3 separate regions of the Mus musculus genome follow, and regions 1 and 2 are each linked to region 3. A link is a loop called in an ENCODE intact Hi-C map of the cell type or tissue named here. Cell type or tissue: heart. All regions are shown on one strand.

Evidence for each region. A loop is a pair of places that touch in the nucleus more often than their neighbours do. Peaks named below come from ENCODE experiments on the same cell type or tissue, not always from the same donor. Only the 100,000 strongest peaks of a DNase experiment are listed, where the experiment ranks them.
Region 1: a loop joins it to region 3, with 1.9 times the contacts of the local background. A loop is called at or near these places in 4 of 42 quality-filtered maps.
Region 2: a loop joins it to region 3, with 1.8 times the contacts of the local background. A loop is called at or near these places in 2 of 42 quality-filtered maps.

Annotation. Positions count from the first base shown.
Region 1 is chr2:173,410,022-173,418,021 of GRCm38, reverse strand. No RefSeq gene overlaps it. Among named protein-coding and RNA genes, the nearest start is that of Gm14642, 20 kb to the right of the region's middle. In heart, a CTCF peak has its summit at 900 (motif pointing right); a DNase peak (open chromatin) is centred at 3,891; H3K27me3 peaks cover 1,859 bases.
Region 2 is chr2:173,428,887-173,436,886 of GRCm38, reverse strand. No RefSeq gene overlaps it. Among named protein-coding and RNA genes, the nearest start is that of Gm14642, 38 kb to the right of the region's middle. In heart, no CTCF peak of the experiment used is centred here; DNase peaks (open chromatin) are centred at 1,346, 3,476 and 4,486.
Region 3 is chr2:173,348,646-173,356,645 of GRCm38, reverse strand. All of the region lies in intron 1 of Gm36911 (a long non-coding RNA gene), which reads right to left. Among named protein-coding and RNA genes, the nearest start is that of Gm36911, 5.8 kb to the right of the region's middle. In heart, no CTCF peak of the experiment used is centred here; DNase peaks (open chromatin) are centred at 2,615, 4,105, 4,635, 7,075 and 1 weaker place; H3K27ac peaks cover 1,741 bases.

The sequences.
Region 1 (8,000 bases), 61 kb before region 3:
GTACACCTGACGTCATATATAAGTCAATATACATTTTAATTCATTTATTTATTATTTCCCTTCCCTCTTCGCCTCTCAGCTCTCTCCCCAATCCCCCCTCCATCATCCACTTCTCCTCCTCCCTTTCTCCTCAGAAAAGGGGAGGCCTCCCATGGGTACCAACCAGCCCTGGCATATCAAGTTGTACTAAGACTAGGCACCTCCTCTCCTATTCAGGGTAGACGAGGCAGCCCAGTTAGGGGAAAGGGATGCAGAGGCAGGCGACAGAGCCAGAGACAGCCTTGCTCCTGCTGCCAGGAGCCCCACATGAAGACCAAGCTACACAACCGTTACAGATGTGCAGAGGGTCTAGGTCCGTCTCCGTGCATGCTCCCTGGCTGACAGTTCAGTCTCCGTGAGCCCCTGTGTACCCAGCTTAATAGTTTCTGTGGGGTCTCTTGTGGTGTCCTTGACCCTTCTGGCTCCTACCCTCCTTCCTCCATTCTTCCACAGGATTCCCCAAGCTCTGCCAATGTTTGGCTGTGGGTCTCTGCATCTGTTTCCATCAGCTGTTGGTAAAGCCTTTCTGATGACATCTATGCTAGGCTCTGTCTGCAAGCACAGCAGAGCATCATCATCATAAGCAGGGTCAGAGGTGGGCTTCCTCTCATGGCCTGGGTCTCAAGCTGGACCAGACTCAGGGTCAGAGGTGGGCTCCCTCCATTCATTTGCCTACAAATTTCATGATGCCATTGCTTTTAACAGCTTAGTACTACTCCATTGTGTAAATGAGGCACATTTTCTTTACCCACTCCCTGATAATATTTTATTTTTTTAAAATTTTGTGTGTGTGTGTGTGTGTGTGTGTGTGTGAATGCATGTCAGTGTGGGTGCCTGCAGTGACCAGAAGAGGGCACCAGATCCCTGCCTATGCTTACACCACAAGGGCCTGCAGCAGCCATGGAAACACACAGAGCCTCAGCAGAGGCCTTCCACCCCCCTCAGCCCTTCTAGGAAGCGTAGCTGTTGGTGTGTGTGATCTGTGCCACTCACAAGCTAACTTCAGCATTCAACACCATCACTAACTCTCAGTGTCTGTGAGTGGATTTAAGATATAAAGGAAATACCGGGTCGGGAACCTCAGTGGTGGTGCCCGGGACACCTGGGCTCTGTCTGTGGGAACCAGGTTCACACCAAATGATATCAACCTCCTGTCTGAGATATCCTCTGCAGGTGGGAGGCCAGGCTACTCTCTCCCCCCGCCCGCTGCCCTCAGCCAAAGCCCCTTATATTCCTTACCCTCTGGGCCACCACTAGGGACTTCCTGGCACTGGGGATAGTCACTGAGAGGCTTGGAGAGGCTGAGGGGCAGCCATGCCTTGTCAGCCAGCCAAGCCCCTCCATTTTTCTGATGGGTAGTCTGGAAAGCCGTGTGTTGTTATGTTGTGCGTTATGGGTGGACATAGCCTACCAGCTCCTTGGGAAAGACAGACTTCAGGGAACCAACCACCTGTTTCAAGTGGCAACTTCCCTTGAATCTCTGACTCGGGAGAGGTCCAGTTAGCTGGGAAATTGTCCATAGACTGGGCCAGGCCTTTGTAAGGCAGGAGTGTCTCCTTCTCCACCCTTCTCCCTTTCTCCTCCCCCTCCTCCTCTTCCTCCTCTTCCTCTTCTTCCTCCTCCTCCTCCTCCTTCTCCTCCTCCTCTTCCTCCTCCTGCTCCTCCTCCTCTCCCTCCTCCTCCTCCTCCTCTTCCTCCTCCTCCTCCTCCTGCTCCTCCTCCTCTCCCTCCTCCTCCTCCTCCTCCTCTTCCTCCTCCTCCTCTTCCTCCTCCTCCTCCTCCTCCTCTTCCTCCTCCTCCTCCTCCCCCTCCTCCTCCTCCTCCGACTCGGGTTTCAGGCCCACTCCAGCGGTAAGTCACCCAGAATTTCCTGAGGCTGTTGTTGCTTCAGATTAAGGGTTAGAGACACAGGGAGCTGTCATGGAAGCAGTCCACGGTGCTACAAAATGACTCCCGGTTTATTCTGTGCTTTGGAGGCAGCAGGGGCATTGCCCCAGCAGGGCTGTTGATGTTTGGCTCATGAAATTCTTATGCTTGCTCGTCACCAAAGCAGCAAGCAACTCTGAGCTCTGACCCACTTAAGAAACTGAAGCAGGCTGGGCGGCGGCGGCGGCGGCGGCGCATGCCTTTAATGCCAGCATTTGGGAAGCAGAGGCAGGTGGATCTCTGTGAGTTCGAGGCCAGCCTGGTCTATAGAGCAAGTTCCAGGACAGTCAGAGCTACACGGAGAAACCCTGACTCAGGAGAGTGGGGGCAGGGAGAAGAAGCATCAGAGTGGCTGGGATGGTCCCAGAGTCCCTGGTCCCTGGGTGAGGTGGCCCGAACCCTCTTACAGTTTGGAGGAAGTGACTCGTGTTTCCATGGTGAACTTTGTTAGTGTTTCTAAAGGAGTGGGGAGTGCATCCCCTCAGCAAGAGAGCTCAGAGGACTGGTACTTATGGGAAGAACTAAGTACTCCGAGCTGGTTCAGCAGAGCCACTTGGTGCGCTGGAAAGTTGTGCCCAGATGCATGGCTCCACGCTGAACAAAAGGAGGAAGAGAAAGACAGTTGAGCCCCAGCATCCATCTCCTTCTGCTTACTGACCTACAAAGCTGTAGACAAGCAACCTCACATGTGTCCACTGCCTCCACAAAATAGCTCACAGCCTCACCAGCCACGCCTTCCCCACCCCAAATCCTTCAGGCCCCTGAGTTGCTGCTTGCTGACTATTTGGTCTTAGCAGGGAGAGAAATGTAAGTAAGACCTGGGAAGCAGCTATGCTTTTGGCTACTGGGATGACCTGGAGAAACGGAGTCCCCTCTGGACCGCAGCTTCTTCACATTGGAAGCCAAGCATCAGATCAAAGACAGCGTTGGCTGACGCTTGACGATGGCTGCCCACCTCACTAGCTGGAAGGTTTACGGAGACACAGGAGCAATTTTAAAACTTTTAAATATCTTTTTTTCTATAGGGCCGCCTTCCATTTTTGGTTTCTGACCCCCAGCTGTAACTCAAGTGAGGGAGGGCTTTCTGTTTTGTTTGGTTGATTTTTGTGCTTCCCCCTTTCCTCCATCCTTTTGGGTGCTTTGAGTGGTTAAGGAAGCATCCTAAATAAATCATGGTGCCAGAAGATTCAGGTCCTGCGGGTGACCCTAGTGTAATTAGCTTTTGAGAAACAGTGGCTGCGTGTGTGAGATTTGATCCAAGGAGGACCCTGACATCTTAGTGTCAGGACTCCTGTCCAAGGCTTGGGCTTGGTGACTTTAGCATTAGCTCACACACTGTCTGGAGATATACCCTGAACATCTGTGAGCAGAGGTGAGCTGTGAGCCTCCAGTGACCAGGTCAGGAGACACAGCCTGAGCACCCAACGTGATCTCTCACAGCCCTTACAAATGACCCCGCTGCCTGTGCCACCTTGAGTCTCTCTCCTTTTAAAACTTGATATTTTATGAGAGACACCACACACCAACAGACTGGCTCTGTGCTGTGACTGTCAATCACACTGCCTGGCCCTGCCTCTGCCCACCCTGCTGAGTGCTTATTGTCCCTTGGAAAGCATTGCAATATACAATAAGGCATAGCTATTCTGTGTGGGCACCCTGGTCCCCTGGCCCCCTGGCCTGGTGGCTTCCTGAGGAACCACTCCCTCAAAGACCACTGTTTTGCATTCCTTCAACGCTGAGGAAGAAGGATGGCCACAGTCCATCTCGGGGGGTAGCTTCCTTTCTTCTCCCCACCTCCATGATCTTGGCTGCAGTTCCCAGCAGCCGCCTTCATGGCAGGAGGCCACTATGTTCCTACCCTGTCTAGACAGCCAGTGTGCCAGCCATTGCCGGGCTGACCCGGCTGTCTGTGCATGCACGTGTACATGGCTGTTAATTACCCCAGAATGTCTGCCCCAGCTGCCGCTGGAGAAATGTAGGTCATCCGGGTACAGCGGCGACCACGACTGGCAGCAGCGGCGTGCACCAGGGATCAGGGTCACCGTGGCCAGGGATCTGGCCTGCCCGGGGCCAAGGTGCCTGATCACAGGCATTTCAACCATGTCCCGTGGCTGTTTCTTGTGCATACTTCACAGTATTTTGCACATTTTCAGCCTGAGGCAAGTGGCTTTTCTGGAGCAAAGACTAGCACAGTGCGGCCTTGTGCATCTTAAATACAACCTTTCCTGTAGCCTTCTTCCACGGAGCTGGAGCCTTCTATGAAGCAATTTCCCTGGAAATGGTCAGTTCCCTGCTGCAGCCACCTTAGCAGGAAGCCCCGGATCACACAGCAGCCAACGCAATCTCCTCGTACACTCACGGGTGGGGAAGCCAAGGTTCAGAGATGCTGCACAGCTCCCCACAGTAACAAGTGCCTTACACCGGCCTCCTTGCCTGTGTGGTAAAATCTCTCTGTTAGTTCCCTGGTGTCTCATGCATGCTTGCTCCAAGTTTACAGATGGGAGAACTGAGGGCCTAAGGGGCCAATCACAAAGCAAAAATGATTCAAGCCAGGACTGTCTACGTGAGATGAGCTAAAATCTGCACAGCGGGGTCAGAGTCCAATGCTGGTTTGGATAAATCATTTGTGCTTAGAAAATAGGAACTAATAACTGAGGTTTGTTGTGGCTGCAGAGACCCCTCAGCAAGAAAGCGTGGCCAGGCCAAGAGGTGGCTCCAGGCAGTCTCTGAAAGCCAGGACTGCCGTTTCCAAGATACTGACCAGCATGCAGCCTCCCTCTGCCCACCTTGCCCCGAGTTAAAGAGAAAAAGATCAAGGGCCAGAGAAATAGTTCATCAGGTAGACAGGGTCGCTATGTGAGCCCTCGGGACCCATGTGAAGGAAGAGGGAAAAACCAGTCCTGACCCCCACATGTGCAGTATAGATGCCGGTACTCATATATCACATGCTGATGCTGACGACGACGGTGGCGGCGGCCATGATGATGATGATGGTGGTGATGATGAAGATGATGGTGATGATGATGATGGTGATGATTGTGATGAAGACTGGTGGTTGGTGACAATGACAATGATGACTATAATGACGACGACGACGATGATGATGATGATGACAATGATGACGATGACGAAACAATAAAAAGTTTTAAAACTCAGGTGGAGGCCATCACTCGGTAGGTAGATTGTTACCTAATGGGAAGCCCTTGGTGTGAGCCTCAATACCACATGAACTAGGGATAATGACACTTGCCTGCCATTCCAGTAGCTAAGAGATAAAAGGACCAGAAGTTTGAAGTCATGCTTGGCTTCACAATGAGTTGGAGGCCAGTCTGGGCTACACAAGACCCTGTGGTATAATCAGAAAGAGTCTCCTAGCTAGCTACCTTGAAAGACTTGTCCTCGGAACATGGCTTTTGTCTGGACGCCTGACAGTAATGACTGTTTGTAAACTGGTCACTTGCAGAAAGATTGGGGGGTGGGCGGGGGAGATGACAAGGTTGTGGCCCTGACTCCAGGTGGTGTAGGGGAGGGGTGGCAAGGAGGCCGGGTCAGGCTGCACCTCCAATAGTGTGCTATACATATGTTAAAATTCACAGGGGCTGGGGACATGGCTCAGAGGTAAAGTTTTGTTGCCTGAGCATGGACTCGGAGTCTCAGGACCTTATGAGCGGCACAGGGGCACACACAAGCAACTCCAGCATCGGGGGCGCTGGAGAGAGGATGTTTGAGTTACTGTTCTACTGCTGTAATAAGCATGACCAAGGCAACTTGCAGAAGGAGGGGTTTGTTAGGCCTCCGGTTCCAGAAGGTCAAGCGTCTATCACCATCGCAGGGGAGCCGCAGAGGAAGCAAAGATGGCGTCTGGAGCAGTGATCTGAGAGCACCCGTCTGAACTCTAGCACAAGTAGAGTGAGGGAGCCTGGAATGGCTTTGAAACCCTAAAGTCCACCCCCAGCAATATCCTGTAGCAAGGCTGGGTACACCCTGAGCCTCCCCAGACAGCACCACCAACTGGGGACCAAGTGTTCAAGACCTAAGACTGTGGTGGGCCTCTCATTCAAACCTTTACATAGGCCTAATCCCTGCAGCTCATGGAGTAGCCATTCTAGCCAAAATGGCTAGCTGAAGATTCAGTGAAAAGCCCTATATCAAAAATATGAGATCGATAGGAATTGAAGAAAACATCCGAGGCTGGCTTCCAGCCTCTGAGTGTGCATGCTCACACAGGCACACACACATGCACACACACATGCACACACACATGCACACATACATACACTCACACATACACATACACTCACACATGGAGGGAGGGAGAGAAGGAGGGAGGGAGGGAATCCTTGGGCACCCACATGTTCACCTTCTATTCTGTGGGGCTAAGCTGTATTTGTGCCTGTCTGCTCTCTCTGTGGCAGGCTGTGTTTTAAGAGGACACTTACTCAAGGGTGTCTTTGTGACCATAAGATGTTCCAGACACAAAGAGAATTTGCCCTTGACTTTTGGTGGATGTTTTAATAAGAACATGGTATCCTGGAAGGACTGGGCCAAGAGATGCCAACAACTGGGGGATGCTTCCACCTTAGGTGATGGGAGACTTAACACTGGCCTCAGCTTGCCTTTCAGCCCAATGCCTGCAAATCACATGGCCGCCTGAGCCTCTGAGCCCCTGCTGTTATTAGTCTCCCCATTTTTCTGTGGGAGTACATGAGGCTCAAAGAGAGCCCTGTGCCATCTCTAGAGCCACCTGGTTTGGAAACAGCAGAAAGCAGGTCGTGAACTTGTAACCCCAGTGCAGAAGCATCTTCCCCAAGGACCGGGCCTCTAAGTTCTTCTTATAGCAACTGGGATGGGGATGAGTGTGGGGTGCAACTGCCCCCTTTACAGAGGGCTTGCCCTGTGTGGGAAACAGCCTGCAAATGCAGAGGTCCAGGGAACCCCAGAAACGCAGCCTCCTGTCTGGTTCATATGTCCAGCCCAACTGCTCCCAACTTCTCTCTCCATCCACCAGAGCAAGTGACACTTGTCTTAGAGCGTCTCTAGGACAGCTCCCTGTTCTGACACCTATAGAAAGGCAAGAGGGGTGGCAGCCAGAAGTCACCATCTGGCATCCTACAAGCCTGCAAGGAAAGCCAGCCCCAGCTGAGATTAGGACCAGATTATGTTTGAACTTGAACCGTGGTTCCTTCTCATGGTCTTTGAGGACCATCTGGAGAAAGCCAAGAAGGAGAGAGGAGACACAAAAGGCTACACACACCATCGCACACGGAGCCAAGGCTCAGCAGGTGCTATGTTCCATGCATAGCTGTTGAACTGCTGGGCACCACACTAGGACTTGCCTGGGAGGAAGGAGTTGTGTGGGGGGCTACTGGGATCTATAGGCCCGAGAGCAGCTAGAGTCAAGCTCTTGGAAGCCTGACAAAAGTGTCCTCGTGGCTCACACTCTGTACAGTGCTTTGTCACCTCTTCACAGAGTGAAACGTGACTTGTGTGGGTCACCTCACCTTAACGGTGAGTCACACCTGGTTCTAGTCTCTTGTGACTATCCCTCAAGGGGCAGAAAGTCCACGAGACGGTCATTTTTAACCCTTTTACTGATGGGACTGAAGAGACTCAGTGAAGAACCCCTCGTGATGCTTCTGGGCTGCTCTGCAAAGCCTGTGCCCACTCAACCCAACCTGCCATTGGGTTGGGTTGAATCCCATTGGTAGTGTCTTTCTGACCTGGAGCTTGGCTCTGGCAGGTGCTGTCTGACCCTGTGACCACTCGGACAGACTCAGTCTTGGCATTAGTGGGAGCATTTGCACACAACTCCGTTGCCAGTTTGCAGGCCATGCTGTTTCTGGGGCCATAATTTCATTTTTAACTAATAAGGATGTTAAGATCTGCCTCATGGGCTACAGAGGTCAGCAGCAGGTGCAAAGGCCCTGAGGTAGCTTTTGGTTCTGAAAAATGAACTAAAAGGAGCTGCACACATGCACACACATGCACACACTTGAACACACACACAAACATATACAAACACAAATATGCATGCA
Region 2 (8,000 bases), 80 kb before region 3:
GCCTGGAATTACCCCTCCCCTCCAGAGACAGGGTGTCTGTCTATGTTAAATGCACCTTTAGTACTTTACCAGGAAGTGGTTGGCTCTCTCTCAGTTGTCACTTCCTGCTGTTTACATTTTTGTGGAGAGGAAGAAGTGAGAGCCCAGGGCCTTCTTGGGTCTCTTCTGAGCATGCACCCTCTGTCAGCACACAGCCATGAGGAACCTGCTGGAATTTGAAGTGTCTCCATGAACAGTTTGGTGGCTGCTGTCTTCCCCTGCTCTCCGCCTGCTTCATGGAGCTTCTCTTCCTGGGCTTTCTCCTAGGCTTTTTGGTTAGCTCATAGTTTGTTCAAAATGTGGTTCACCGGAATCCAGCGGGTGAATCCGTAACGTCTTACCGTTTCAAAACAAAACAAAACAAAACAAAAAAACAAAACAAAATCTTCCACATTAGGTCAAATGAAGGCAACCTTGCAAGTAGAGTCACTCCAGGACAGAGTAACTACAGTTTCCTGGTGATGAGGCACTGTCCCCTCAGGGAGAGGCCCGGCTGCTGACTCTAGGCTGGGTGATGAGAAAGCTATGGAAATGCATCCGGTTAAAATGCTGCCAGGCGCTCCACAGTCACTCTCTCCCTGGAATTTTGCAGATCTGTGCTGGATTTCCAGAAGCCTGAGAAAAGTCAATTTGGGCATCTTTGCTAGTTTTGTCATGACTTTTGCTGAATCGAGAATTCTCCATTCTTGCTGATATCCATGTGACTTCCTCGTAGTTTTAGCAGGGAAATCTGAGATCCCACCTGTGAGGGTGACACAAAGTTTCCCCCTTTAAAAAAAACTTATGTATGTTTAAAAAAAGAAAAAAAAAAGTTGAGAAGCCCAGCCTGGAAAAGCTCTGTGCATGATTCTAACAGCACGATGCTCTGGAAAAGGCGAAGTGAGAGAGATCATGGCGCTGTTAGTGACTGACCTCAAGGGGCAGGGGCAGCTTGTCTTCCCAGGAGACAGCCATTGGTAGGGGTGAGGGCCTAACCCCAGGGCACAGGGCACAGGGGCTGAAGATATAATTGCCATTCATCTCTTGATTTGAGAATCTGCCCAGTGGTATAGCCACTGGCATGGCTGGTCCCAAGGGAGTTTGGTTGCAGAGACCGACCTGCCAGGCTTTTGTGCTAAAGTCAGAGGCCCTTGATGTATTATTCAGGTACTGATCAATGGCAGAGGCAGATCCATTCTCCACCGGTCCTCCTGGCTGGGGGCCTCTGGTGTGTTAGAAGCAACTGCAGCTGTCTGAAACATCTGCTGAGCTGCAGCCTCAGCTCCAGGCCATGGCTACCAGAGAAACATTCGAACCCATGGCCTGCTTCTCAGGCTGCTCTGACCTCTGAGTCCTCTGGGAGAAGCGGCTGTTCCCAGCCTCAGAGGAAAGGAAGGGTGGTCTCAGGCTTCACCCATGTTCTGTCTCTGTGTCCAGAAGTAGCTGTCATCAAAGGGGGACGCACTTGGGAGTTAGAAATAGCTGTCAGGGACTTGCCAGACCCTCAGGGTGCAGCAGCTGCCTGAAGTCGTTGTTTGCTGCCCCTGGGCTGGGTGACTGTAGCTGAATCACTGAGCCAGATGAGACCTGTGCGGCTCACCCTCCTACGAGGTTTGAGTGCAGAGACCATGTGGCAGGAATTTTGGCCCTCTGTGCTGGGTCAGGCTTGGTCAGGCTGGGTCAGCTGTGGGGTTGCTTAGGGTGGGAAGCCAGGACCTCAGAGCAGAGCTGCAGCATCTCAGTTTCTGACATTGAACTTCCTGAGAGGTCGTGAGCGGTCCATCCCTCCAGGAGCACAGGCAGACACTGGCTTTCATGTGGTAGGTGCTGATACCACCTGCTAGTGCTTTGGACTAGTTACATTAATATCGTTATTAATAATAGAGGCTGGCATTTAATAAGCACACAGTATATGTCAGGTTCTGTTCTGAGTGTCTCAGTCTAGTTAACCCTCACCTGCACACGCAGATGCTGCTGGGAAATCTGCATTCCATGTCAGAGGAAACAGAGGCAGCTCTGAGGGTCCGTTTCACAGAGTCACACAGCCGCACAGTCACGCAGCATCTGTGCAGAGGTGGAATAAGGAAACACGTCTCGGGCTTCACACAAAGGAAAACAATGAGCTGAGCACCAGCATTTGTCTCTCTCTTTGTGTGTGTGTTCCTAACTGCAGATGCACGTGACTGTCACCTCACGATCCTGCTGCTGAGACCTCTGGCCAGGATGGACTGTACTTCAAGCCGAGCCAAAAGGAACCCTCCCTGCCTCAAGTTGCTAGTGTCAGTGGTGAGGTAAGCACACACAGCAATCATCAGTAGCCAGTCTCACTCCCAGTAGGCAGGGCGGCACACACCTTTAATCCCAGCACTCGGGAGGCAGAGGCACTCGGATCTCTGAGTTCAAGGCCAGCCTGGTCTATACACTGAATTCCAGGACAGTTGGAGCTACAGAGAGAAACTCTGTCTGGGGGGAAAAAGAGAAATAGATGGACAGACAGACAAATCTAAATGATCCATGGATAGATAGATAGATAGATAGATAGATAGATAGATAGATAGATACATAGATACATAGATACATAGGTAGATACATAGATACATAGATAGATACATAGATACACAGATAGATACATAGATACATAGATAGAGATAATACATAGGTAATTAGAGATAGATGATTGATAGATGATAGATATGAATGATAAACAGACAGATAGATAGGTAGATATATACATACATACATACATACATACATACATACATACATACATGATAGAATACTTTTCCCACTCCCTCCCTGACCGTGGTGTCATCGGAGGCCTGGGTGCAGTTAGGGAGAGCATTTACACAGAGCACTCCGTGCCTGTACTGTGCCTGTACTTTGTCGTTTCTGGTACAGTGACTTCACAGTGCTCAAGACTTAGTTACTGCTTAGTGTTCATCTAGCTTTGTTCCCCAAAGACAGGGTATAGTCTACCCAGCTGGGAAATAGCCAGACTTCATAGTCCCCAGGTTGGCATGGAGACTTCTGGTGGTTTTGTGTTGTGTCCTTGCCTTCGAGTCATGATGACGCCTTGGCTCACTTCTCTGCTCATTCCCCTCCTGTGTCACGGTAGTCATGGTGGTCCACACTGATAGCTCTCATTGTGCTGGCTAGACAACCAGGCGTGGGATCCTGCTTATGATGTCGTCCATGTGTCCACAGAGCAGCACGGCTGACTCGATTCCCCCTCACCTTCTCTCTGGCGATTTCCCACACTGGCACAGGTCTATTACGATCCTCGAGACCTAGGACCTAGAGTTGCCAAGACAGCTAGGACTCACCCCTTGACCTATGTATTTCCTCACTGCCTCTGCCCTTCAGCTCTCCTGGGGGTCTGCTCCTGGCTGCTGAGAGGTTCCTCTGCACCAGAGCCAGGTGGCTGAACTGTTGTGAAACACCCACCCTGGATGTTATGAGGCGTCCACCCTGATGACCCTTGCCACATTGGAGGGGGGAGGATGTGGAAGAGTCCCTGGTACCATCCTCTCGGCTCCAGCCAGACCCAGCTGTGGCTCCTTCTTGCCCAGTTAATTCAGATCCCACATCTAGAGTCCTCTGGCCCCTCTCAGTTCCCACCAGACTGTGCAACATTTCCACAGTGTGGATTGGATTACATATTCCATGTCTCAAATCTGCCAATCCCAGCGTGGAGAAAAAAAACTCCCTGCTGTGTCTCCCAGGACCCTCTGTCCTACACTGCAGACTGGGCTCTAATGATGCCCTGGACCTGGACCTCCCCACCCTCTTGTCTCCTCCCCCCTCCTCCCTTCCTACTCTGTCAATCAGCATCACACTGATCAGGCCACTGGTTCCCCAGAGCTGTCTCAGAAGACATGGGTGGTGGAAAGGGAGACATTAAAGAAATGATCGCATCCATTTACTTAGTGCTGGTGGGTGGGGCACGTGAACGTCAGGGCATGAATGTGGACCTGGTTCTCTCCTTCCACTATGTGGGTTCTGGGGATTGAACTCAGGTTAGGTAGAGCCTTTATCCACTGAGGCATCTCACTGATCCTTCAACTGATGTCCCTGGCTCCTTTACCAATGCTTGGTCTCCCTCACTGGACCAAGAGAACAGACATGGAGTGGGTCTAGAGGACGGTGCAGGATGGATGAGGATTGGCCACACTGGTTAGGAGCGGTCATTTGCTGAGTGAAATCAAAGCAGGGGCCCTGGGGCCTATGCCCCCACATAGCACACACGGCTCACTCAGCTTGGACTTCAGGCATCAGGGAGGGCACAAACCTAGCTTAGGCCCCCGTTTCCACCACTGGGGTTGGGAGTATGTCTTTGAAACAGTATCAGCCACTTTCCTGAAGGGTTCCAGATGGCCCTCAGTTACAGATACCCAAGCAGAAAGAAGTGAGCCAAATCCTCCAGCCTCTACCCCCAGTCCCTGACCCATGTCCAGCTGGCTCCACCAAAGAAGTGACCTCAAACTCTGTGTGGCCAGCTGTATCCACTTCATGTTGACTCCACCTTAAAGCACTTCACTCTTTGGCCATTCACATTTATCAGCTCCATATCCCAGGCCCTGAAATCACCCACGTGAGTTAGTTACTGACACCCACACTAATTAAGCTAATTAAGAGTTTAAGAATTCTTTAATAATGGCCTGACTAAGATAGGTGAACGAATCCAAAATGCCTCTTGTTGATTAAGCTCAGGGGTACAGTGGTTTTTTGTGTGTGTTTTTTTTTAAGACAAAACTCGTAAAAGCCACAGTGTTCTAGGGAGGTTGCATCAGTGTTTGGGGCTGTGGTAACCTTGTAACATCTGTCTTTTTGCAGAGCTTAGCAGGAATTTCCAGACACAACACGACAATTATTTTTGATTTACACTTCCTCTGGTTATTTTAGCTTTATGTTTTAGCTTGCACAAACATTAATTATTTTGGTTAATACATCTGGACAATGGTTAGGGTCACAGACGGCCTCAAAAGCATTGGCAAGGCGGATGTGGTTATTGAGGGCTGGAAAGGCTGAGAAGGCAGATTCAAAATGGAGTCAGAACAAGAGAGTGTTACCTTAGTCTCTTCAGCCCAGTCCTGGATAGCACAGGCTATCCCACCCCCATCACCCTCTCCACCAGTAGCAGGTGTTCTCACTCTCGAAGACCTGAAAGTGGAAGTCAAAGAGCTGTCTGTGTGTCTCTCTTACACACAAGTTCATTCTGAGGCTGAGGTGAAGGCTCCCTTTTCCTCCCAGAGGGATTTATGCATTTGTTGTTTGTTTAGTTTACCTTTTTATTATGTCTCTTTGAGACAGAGTCTCATGTAGCCCAGGCTGGCCTCCAACTTGATATGTAGCTGAAGATGACCCCGAACTCCTGGGATTACAAGTGTACCGCCCATCGCATCTATGCGGTTCTGGGGATGCTCATGTTCAGTTGATGGGTAGAGTCTCAGACAGGAGTGCATTTCTGGGAGCTTTCCCTGGACTTCCCTCCACCAGTCCTGTGAGAGATCCAACCTCATTCCTATTTCTGAAGTGACTTTCATTTGTCACATGTCCACAGCCTTTCCTATAGCCACATGATGGTGTTTATAGCAACACTGAAGCTTTGAGTAAATACTGTGGTATCATCTCTAAAGGTGGAGGGGGCATGAGAATGCCCAGGCTGAAACAGACAAGGGGATAAGATAAGGTCATGATTATTTAGAAGTGGGAGAAGAAAGGTTGTGTAAATTTGACCCTGGTCATGTGTTCTGGCAAATTCCTCCACAGCTAATTACCACTGGGCAACTTCTAAAGACTCAGGGACTTCCAGTGAGCTCTTTAAAACTCAGGAAGTTGACAACCCAGGAGGCCCAGGAAGCTCCTGAAACTGACCAGATACTCTAGTCTCCTCCTTCCCCAAGCTTATCTAAGTAGTAAGGACGACTGGGGAGACAGAGACCAGCTGAGCTGCACGGAGGAGACACTCTCTGACCTGTTGAGCTGCCTGCAGGCTGTACAGTGAGCTCCAGGGTCTCAGCTTTCATGAGCTGTTACCCACGCTGGGGTGGCCTTTGGTGATACAGCTGTCTTTGAATCATTTCTGTTCCTGTAAACAACCCCTCACTTATACTTCTGCAAGTTAGCCCAGTAAACCCCTCGATTCTCCAAGTTGGACTTTGGTGGTACCCCACTTTTGGTTTTCTATCTGCAGAGAGTTGACATTGCTCATGGTTCTCAACGATAGCACCACACAGCCATTCAGTAGCTCGCCAACTACTATAGACACTCTCAGGAGACCCACATATGAACCAGAAAGCCATCTTACCAAGCAAAAGCATCTCAGATGACCCTTAGGTTGATCAGGGACACCAGTCACTCCTCTCACTGTGACCCTTTGCAGAGACAATGGCTGGTGGGCTGTGAGGTGCTTAGCAGCTAGCATGTTTGCAGGACCGTTACCTTTAAAATGTGCTCAGTTTATTGTACAAACACTCCTTCAAATACCATGCTTGTATGGAAGTGGAACAGACATCTCACCAAGTGGGGAGCAGCTAGTTGGGCCGAAACTGCTGCTCCAGAGTTCCACTGGGGAAGTCATCTCCAGCAAGGATGATTTGGAAGCCTTCAGGCATGGCCCAGGTCTTCTGTGAAGACCTTTGGCTGTGGCAGGCTAGGAAGATGGCACTGTTAGAGGGCCAGAAGGTCCTGACCGTGTCAGCCAGTGGCTAGCACTGGTAGGCAGTCATGTGTGAGTTCAGCAGAGACGCCAGAAGTTCAATGGTTACTGAAGCTATGGCCACACATAGAGTCTCCAAGCTCTCTTACTAATGGAGACCATTGCTAAGGTGTCTTAGGAGCACGGCAGTGTGCGACTAGGGGCTGCCTCCAAAGTTTCAACTTTGGTATCATTTCATTGAGCAGTAGCTTTGGGGCTCACAGATTATCAAGGCTTGTCCTGGGCTTGGCTCAGAGCCGAGTTGCCTGATGGCTAATCCATTCACACCTCAGAGGTAGGGGGAAATTAGGCAGTTCCTATTTTGAGCGGCCTCGTGGCAGGATCCTCCTATCTTTTAGGCATTATATTATTCTGAGTCACACAAAATGATTTTGAAGCCACACAAAAGAGTTTTACTTATGTCTTGTCTATTAAACACACACCATATACCAGGTTGGTCTCATGTGGGGCAATCCTCACACTAGATGGAGTTGCTATTCGATTCCCATTTCACAGGCAAGAACACTGAGGCGTTAGTGCACTCTGCCCAAGGTCCACACGGGTTATGTCCAGAATCCACCATTACTCTAGGCTTGTTGCGTACTGGAGCCCAGAAGAGTCCATCAATTCAATTTCTGACTGCTACACTGGCTAGATCCTTGTTCTGGACCATAGGAGGCCACAGCCCAGTCAAGGGGCGTGAGACACATGGACAAAGCATGGGTCCTTATTGTGATACTTGGCTCAAATCTAAGTTCAGCTCTTTGCCAGGAACTACAGCTTTTTAAGTCACAGCTTCCTAATGTGGCAGTGGAGACACATTAGATGGTGCCCACATGATATGACAGACCACAAAGATGACAGCATCGTCCTGGTCACCAGAGAGACTGGTAATCTGTGGGTCTCGTGCTGACATGAAAGGACTTTCCACACATTCAAATGTCTTCTTTTTTCTTCCTTCATTGTCTGACAATGTGCTTAAATCAGACCTTTCCCACGACACTGGAGCAGGTGGAAGACCTCTGGTACAGCAGAGGAAGGCCGTTAACAGCTCATCCCGATCTAGAACAGACTTCCTGACTCTCGTCTGCACGCGAGACCTAGGCGGTTGGCTCTGATTCTGAGGGACAAGACATCGCTGCCCATCTGGGTAATTAGTCCTTCTAAGTTCGGGTCTGAGGCTCAGTGCACAGCGCATCCTCAGGACCTGGGTTCTGGGTTCCACAGCGTGGGTGCCGACTCGGGGCAGGGACACCGACTTGAGGCCCCGGGCTGGAGAGGAGCA
Region 3 (8,000 bases):
TTGATCTTATATTTTTGAGAACAGAGTCTCTCACTGAGCGTGGAGTTCATCAATCAGCAAGACTGACTGACCATCGAACTCCAGATCTGTCTATCTGCCTTCCCGCCTTGGAATTACACTTCGCTGCACCCAGCTTGCTATGTAGGTATCGGAAATCCAAACTTACATACTCAGACTTGCACGCCAGAGACGTTTCCCAGCCCTTCAAATTAATTAACTGATTAATATTTTAAACTGTATTGACTTAGTGTGCTGCTGTGCATGCACAGAGATCGGACAACAGTTTGGGCAGAAGTGGACGGGGCTTGTTTCTTCCCTTCCCCATTTGAGTTCCAGGAACCAAACTCAGTCAAGTTTGGCAACCAGCTCTTTTATCTGATGAAGTCTTATTGGCCTGGACCGATGTTTTGTTTTTTTGTTGTTTTGTTTTTTTGTTTTGTTTTGTTTTTAAAGAAACTCATACTGAAGAGAACTCCGAGGTGCTTTAGAGGAAATGCTCAAGACATTGCATGACTGTGAGGAAAACTCCCTCCTTGTGGAACAGTCAGGGACTGAAGATTCACACAGGCTGGCCCGACACAGGGCTCACCCGGAGGATCCCTGCTGTCCTGGAGTGTCTCACTGAGCTGTGCTGTGGCCTGGCCACCAGCAGCGCCCTAGTGACTCCAGAGGGCAGCAGGAGTAACAGGCCTCTCTCTCCCCAGGTGACAGGCAAGAGTTACCTCAGAGAGGTGCTAGCCAGAGCCACCCTCCTGGCTCTGCAGGCATCGGCGGCCCTGTGGGGAGAGGAAGATGCACTGATTCACATGGTAGAGGAGAGGTAGGCCATCCTGGGTCATCAAGCCAGCGGCGCTTTACGCTCCTGCTCAGGCGCTGAAGCAACTGAAATCAGGCTGTCTGGCCTTTGTGTGTGTGTGTGTGTGTGTGTGTGTGTGTGTGTGTGTGATATAATCATTTGTTTTGAGCAGCCAACTCGTGGAAAACAATTCAAAACAAACACACCATAAAGCAACATGTGGATATAGGTTGGTAAAATTCGTGCACAGTTTTGAATGTTATTCTGGGTCATCTGGGTTCAGTGAAGAAATGTCTTTGTGAATCTTTGTTGTTGTTAACAACAACAACAACAACAACCAACAACTTTGTAGAAAAGCACTCCCATACCAGATTCTCTGTGTTCAGTAAACACAAGCAAATCCCATTGTTAGGGGCACACACACACACACACACACACACACATACACATACACACACACACACACACACATACACACACACACACACACACACCACATACACAAACACACACTGGGCATACATGATATACAGAAAGACAGCATGGAACAGACTAGACACATGCAACAGATAGACAACATAGAGGCCAGGAACCACAGTCTACAGACAGACAGAAGACACAGGAGAGAAGTGGAGACCTCGGATTTGTGCTCACTCTTGCTTTCACTATTTCACAAGCAGGTCTCCGACCTTGTTCCTTACTACAGCATCGCTATCGGTGCACAGCACCCTGGGGCCTTCACTTGCTGGTGGACCTGGGCAAGGGTTTGCCCAGTTCACTCTGCCTCAGTTCTCTTTCCCTTTAAGCGACTGACCCAGCTCTGCGGGGAGAAGACCTTTAAGAGGGAGATGTGACAGCCTGGTGCCTCCTTGGAGCCTGGGCTGTCCTCCATGAGCTCTTTCTCTCCTATCACGATGATATTTGAAGATGGTGGTGGTTTGGCTCTAAGGACAGTCCCTTACAGCACTGGGTTACCAGTGATGACTTTAAATCAAACAAGAACTCCATTTTGTTTCCTGCCTGAGACACTGTCTTCTCTACCTTCCTCAGAAGCCAAATAGCCAGTGTGTGTGTGTGTGTGTGTGTGTGTGTGTGTGTGTGTGTGTGTGTGTATGTGTGTGTGTGCATCCCAAAAGGACTTATATGCAGAGGCACTCCCTCTCATGACCCTCACGTGAGTTTACATACGCATACGCACAACACATTCTCAGAGGTAGGTGTGTCTCTGCCATGCAGAAACTCAGGCCAAACTTGAGTCTGGAATATCAGACTTAAGGAGCCTTTGCTGCAAGTATCTTTCTGGGACAAATGGCCTCTGGGGAGCCAGGAGGGACACAGTGATACCCATTCCTTTGACTAATAAGCTGTGAGCTTTTAGACCCCACTCTGATCTGCCAGGGGACAAAGGATCAGTGGGAAACTTTAGGGGCCCTTGCTCTCCATGGTGACCAGTGGCCTAAAATGGGGCTGTGCTGAACACCCTTCAGGATCTAAGATGGAACTGATCCAAGGCCCAGATGTCACTAGGATGCCAAGGCCCAGATTCACTACCTGCTTGTTCCAAAAGAGCTGGAGAGAGAGACACACAGAACCAGGTTTTGCTTGTTGCTAACGACAGAGTCGAAGGCCGAGAAGCCCGGAGAGTGAACGCACAGTGTAAGATGTCAGTGGAGATGGTGACTCAAACACATCCTCTGGCCACTGTCCTGGTCAGCTGAGTCCTCTCCGCATGAAGCCAGTGTGGCAGCTTTTCCATTAAAATCTCCATTTGCATGGTTTCATGGCTCGGTCATAAAGTGAGACTCTACAGATAAACAGGAGCCCTGTGGGAAGCTGGCTCTCAGCTTTCCATCCGTAATTGTTTTCTATGTGACTCACTGGCTTGCTCTGTGTTCTGACGGGTGCTGGGCAGTGCTACAGTCGGGGTATCACACAGACACTGGGGAGGGGTGGTCATAACCTTCCTTGCCCCTGACTGACTGATGTTGCCCTGCACTTTAGATCTCTTTGTATGGTGTTCTCAGTTCCCATGCCTCTGACCTCACACTTCACACTGCTGTCCACGATGTGCACAGTTGGGGCCAGTACCACAAGCCACAGGCTACGACCATGGACCATAAATGCCCTGAGACTCACTGGAAGGACAGCCAAGGTGGGTTCACCCAGTCCTCACGGGGTTCTCTTGTGGTCCAGAAATAATACCCTGACACTCTGTTATTTCACTACAGTGTTGAGCAAGACCCGTTGGAGACAATCCCAGGAGACTCCAGTGGGGACCGTGAGCCCACCCCAAAATTCCCCAACACCTCAGACTCTGATCTCCACTAGGTACACAGGCCATCTGCTCTCTAACCTCCTAGTGAGCAGGAAACGTGAAGCTTAGAGTAATGTCCCATTTATGCATCTGTGCACACTCTGACACAGGTACATGCCCACATGTGCACACACACACATAAAGATACAGACACACTTGCATGTGTGTATATATGTGTGTACACATATACAAAGATGCACAAACAAGCATACACACGGACACATTTATATGTGCACATACATGCTTACATGGGCACACACACAAATACACATGTGCACACATGTGCTTACTCCACAAATACACACCCAGGAACTGTTGGAAAACATGTTAACAAAAAAAATAAACAAACAAGTTGGGAAGTGGAGAGCAGCCTCTCCTTTGTGTGTTCTTAGAGTTTCTTTCATATCCCAAAGGGAGAATGGGGAAAGGACTCTCTACCCTGCACAGAACTGGTCACATCTTCAGAGCTAGATCTAGGGCTTCAAGGCAGCCTGGCAAGCTATGAGCAAAGCAAGACATTTGTGAACAATTCATGGCTGCAGGAAGGGCCCAGAGCCACGGGTTTCTGCTTTCTGCCAGGCCAAGGGCAAGCACACGCACTCAGAGACTCAAGGCAGGACAGACTCACATTCTGTTTGACCTTGGGGTCAGCAACTCTCTAAAGAAACAGATCACATAGATGCACTCACACAGACATCACACACACACACACACACACACACACACACACACACACACACACACACACACTACCCTCTGAGCAAGACGGAACCCTCTCCCCTGAAGGATGAAGGACGAGCCGAAGCCACGGGGACCCAGAGTCTGCACATTCTGCCCGCACTCCATTTCCTGGCAGTGTTCAATATGAACTTGGCAAAAAATCAGAAGGCAGGGGCTCAGGAATGAAGGGATGGAACGAATTACCCTGAAGATCAGACGCTCGGGCTCAAGCCCAGGTCCTCGCAGAGTCTTGCGTGAAATCTTACAAGCAACATAAACAGAGTCGGGGCCAACATCACCACCAGAAATATTCAATAATAAAAGCCAGCTGTGGCCCCAGCCCTTCCCAGGCAGAGCTTATGGTTCCTGCCACTGGGAACGCTGACAGAGGCAGAAACTGCCAAATGAGAGCCAGTTTCCTTTCCTCCCAAAGAGGGAAGTGTTTGTGAGCTGCAGTCTAAACATTCACTCAAAACTCCAACCGTCCATAAAAATAATTTAAGATGCAACTTCTCGGAACCTCAACTGATGAGATGGCCAGACCCTGGCTGATCCTGTTAGGGACAGGCGCTTTGACTCTGGATCTCTAGTTCTGAAAGGCGCTGGGTCCCTCTCTGTAACTTCATCCCAGGTTCTGGAATCCAGCATGCTGGGAGAGGGGGTGGAGTGCTGCATATGGTAAAAACCCACAAGGCTGGGCCAGATATGGAGACAGAGCCCTGCAGCTACAGCCCTGTCCGCTGACCATGGGATCCCAAAGGAGCTCTGGTGATAAAATCCAAGCTTGGCAGGAGGCACAGCAGGGTGGGGAGGACGCCAGAGGACTTGAGTTCTGTAAGGTTCTGTGCTCTCACTTGCCTCTCAGAGAACACAATGGTCACACCTACAGAGTTCAAGTCCAGGGCGTGGGCTGTGTGGGTGGAGGAAACAGACACAGGGTCAGCTCAGACAGGGTGTAAGTCAGCAAAGAAAGAGGAGGGAGGCCCCAGGTGGATGAGTGCCAAGTTCAGAAGATAGTTTGATTGGCATCTCTACCCAAAAGACCAAAACAGTAAAGTCAGGTCTGGGAGCTGGCTCAGTGGGCAAAGTTTTTGGCACACAAGGCTGAGGTCCTGAGTTCGGTGTATGTGCAACCCCAGTTCTGGGGTGGGAGGTCGGGCATCCCTGGGGCTCGCTGGCCAGCTGGCCTTAGCTAGGCAATGAGCTCTGGGTTCAGGGAGAAACGCTGTCTCATAAAAAAAGTGAGGAGTCACAGAAGACACCTAATGTTGACCTTTGGTGTCGACATACATGAATGCATATCACAGATACACACATACACACCACATCACACACACACACACTCCACATCACATCACATATACACACACATACCACATGACATATATACACACAGCACATCACATACACACACACACACACACACACACACAATCATATACACATACATACATACCCACACCACATCACATCACACACACACCATATCTCACACACATACACACACACACACACTACATCACATGCACACACATCATACACACACACATATATACCACATGACATACACACAAAACACATCACATACACATACACACACGTGCACCTGAATACACACATGCACACACACAAAATTAAACAAAATCCAATTTAAACACACACATACACAGCAGAAGAATCTTGAAGAATCATGAAAGAAGAAAGCCCACGGCATTGTTGACTTAGGAATTTCACAGAGGATGGAACATGGAAAGTGGATTGCTGAGGGATGTGTAGAAGCTTCCCTAGGACCAGTGAGCCACAGACACAGCATCTCAAAGACAAGGGAGAGAGCCCAGCCTGTTGTTGAAAGCTTGCAGTGCACGGATTGGACATCACCCCCTGCAGCTCTATCTGTCCCACCCAGCATGCACTGTTGTGGTTTCTGTAGCTTTGTCCCCTCTTTCCCTTCCCCTTCCCCTTCCCCTCCCCCTCCCCCTCCCCCTCCCCCTCCCCCTCCCCCTCCCCCTCCCCCTCCCCTTCCTCTTCTTCTTCCTCTTCCTTGGCATCAGCTCAGTGGCTGGCATATATGTGTCTTTCATATTGAAGCAGGCTTGGGATCAGCCAGACTCACTCTGGAGTCAGAGATCTAAGCACTTTCAGACCAAAGTGGTGACCTCTACACATGGGGAAGGCTACAGAGAAGGTGCGGGAATGGGGTGCAGGGGTTCTAGCCTCAGAACACACAGCAGCATTCTCCTGGCAGGCTTATGGTCCATCAGGGATGGAAGATTCCTTCTCCAATGGGGCCGGGAAGGAGATTTGGTAAGGCTCTCTAGAACACAGCATCAGGACAGTGCCCAGCTGCCTTCCTGCTTGACCACTGGCAACCATTTTCCTCCATGTCAGTGGGGTATGTGTGGCGAAGCAGTCTCACTTTAAGCTGAGAGCAACTGCACCATGTCAGGCTAGAAAAATACCACGAATGAGCTTATGCCCATTATAATGGCCTTATGGTGACTCCACTCAGGAAGATCTTCCGGCCCTGGTGGACCAAAAGCCCTGTGAGACACATACTATGCCTCACCTGCTTCCTTGCTCCCAGCCTTCCTGGAATGCCTTCAGTCAGAGATAGTTAGCCAGGTGCCCTGTTAAACTGATCAGAGACCCATTGAGGAGTCAACCTGAGGCACTTGCCCAGGTCTCAGAGTCACTTCCCCTTCCGCCTGCTTGATGTCTATCTCTACCGAGTAAATCTCACCAAAGAGTTCAGAGAATCTGGAAAGAGAGTCAGATCTGCCGCTCCAAGCAGGAAACTCAATGGCAAAGGAGCTGCAGTTGGGGGCAGTGGGGGGAGGAGGTTACTTCAAAGGAGCCTTGAGGAGAAGTGCCACCCTTCTGTCTACATCTGTATTTATTCCTCCTTCTCCCTAGCCTTCCATGATGGAAGTGGAGCCACGCCTCGCCAGACTTCTATGCTGCCGTCATCAAAGGCACCGGAAGATATGGCCCTCGGTTATGACAAAGACAACCTCCACACCTGCCACTCAGAGCCAGGTGCTGCCCAGCAAGCAGACTGGCATCTGTTTCCCATCCATTTGTGTCTGCACAGAGGAGTTCTGTAAGGGCCTCTGCGGTGAGGCCTCTCTGAGGGTGTGGTCTGAACGCTTCTCCCTTTGACGAGATGATGACAGCCACATAACTGACTGCAATGACCTCAGCTGTCACAGGGCCGTCACAGCACCCACACTGGATATGGGGTTGGCCCCAGGCCTTCTCTCCTGCCTGTCTCACCTCAGAGTGCTTAATCCTCCTCTCCATACTTAGAAATGGTCAGTGAGGGAGGGATGGCCTCTCCACTCCACACACGTGCTCTCAAAGTCCTGGAGGGATTCCTCCCCCTCGACGCCTTCAGTTAAATCTCCACAGTACAGTTTTAAAGCAAAGTTAAAAGGCAGGGCAGATGGCCCAGTCGGTAAAGCATTTACTGCCCAAGCTTGATGGCCTCAGTTTGGATCTTCACAATCCATACAAAAAGCCAGTCTGGGGCTGGTGAGATGGCTCAGTGGGTAAGAGCACCCGACTGCTCTTCCGAAGGTCCAGAGTTCAAATCCCAGCAACCACATGGTGGCTCACAACCATCTGTAACAAGATCTGATGTCCTCTTCTGGAGTGTCTGAAGACAGCTGCAGTGTACTTACATATAATAAATAAATAAATCTTTAAAAAAAAAAAAAAAAAAAAAAAAGATCTAGAGTTTTTTAAAAAAAAAAAAGCCAGTCTGTGGCACAGGCCTGCGATGCCAGCCCTGGCAGGAAGTGACAAGAGTATCCTTGGATCTTATTGGACACCCAGCCTAGCCAACTGCTGAGCTCCGGGTTCATTGAGAGCTCCTGCCTCAATAAATAAGGTAGAGAGGGAAAGAAGAAGACAGTGAATGCCAGCCTCTAGCTTGCACACGTGCACACACATGTATATACACACACACACAGTTAAGTCCACTCTTCCCTTACAGCAGACCACTGCCCTGGGACAGCACTCTGGGACCCCATCCTGCAGATATTCAGGCAAAAGCCTGCAAGTAATGTGGCTTGCCTTTTTGCCTCTTTCCTTCTTCCTTCCTTTCTTCCTTTCTTTCTTTCTTTCTTTCTTTCTTCCTTCCTTCCTTCCTTCTTTTCTTTCTTCCTTTCC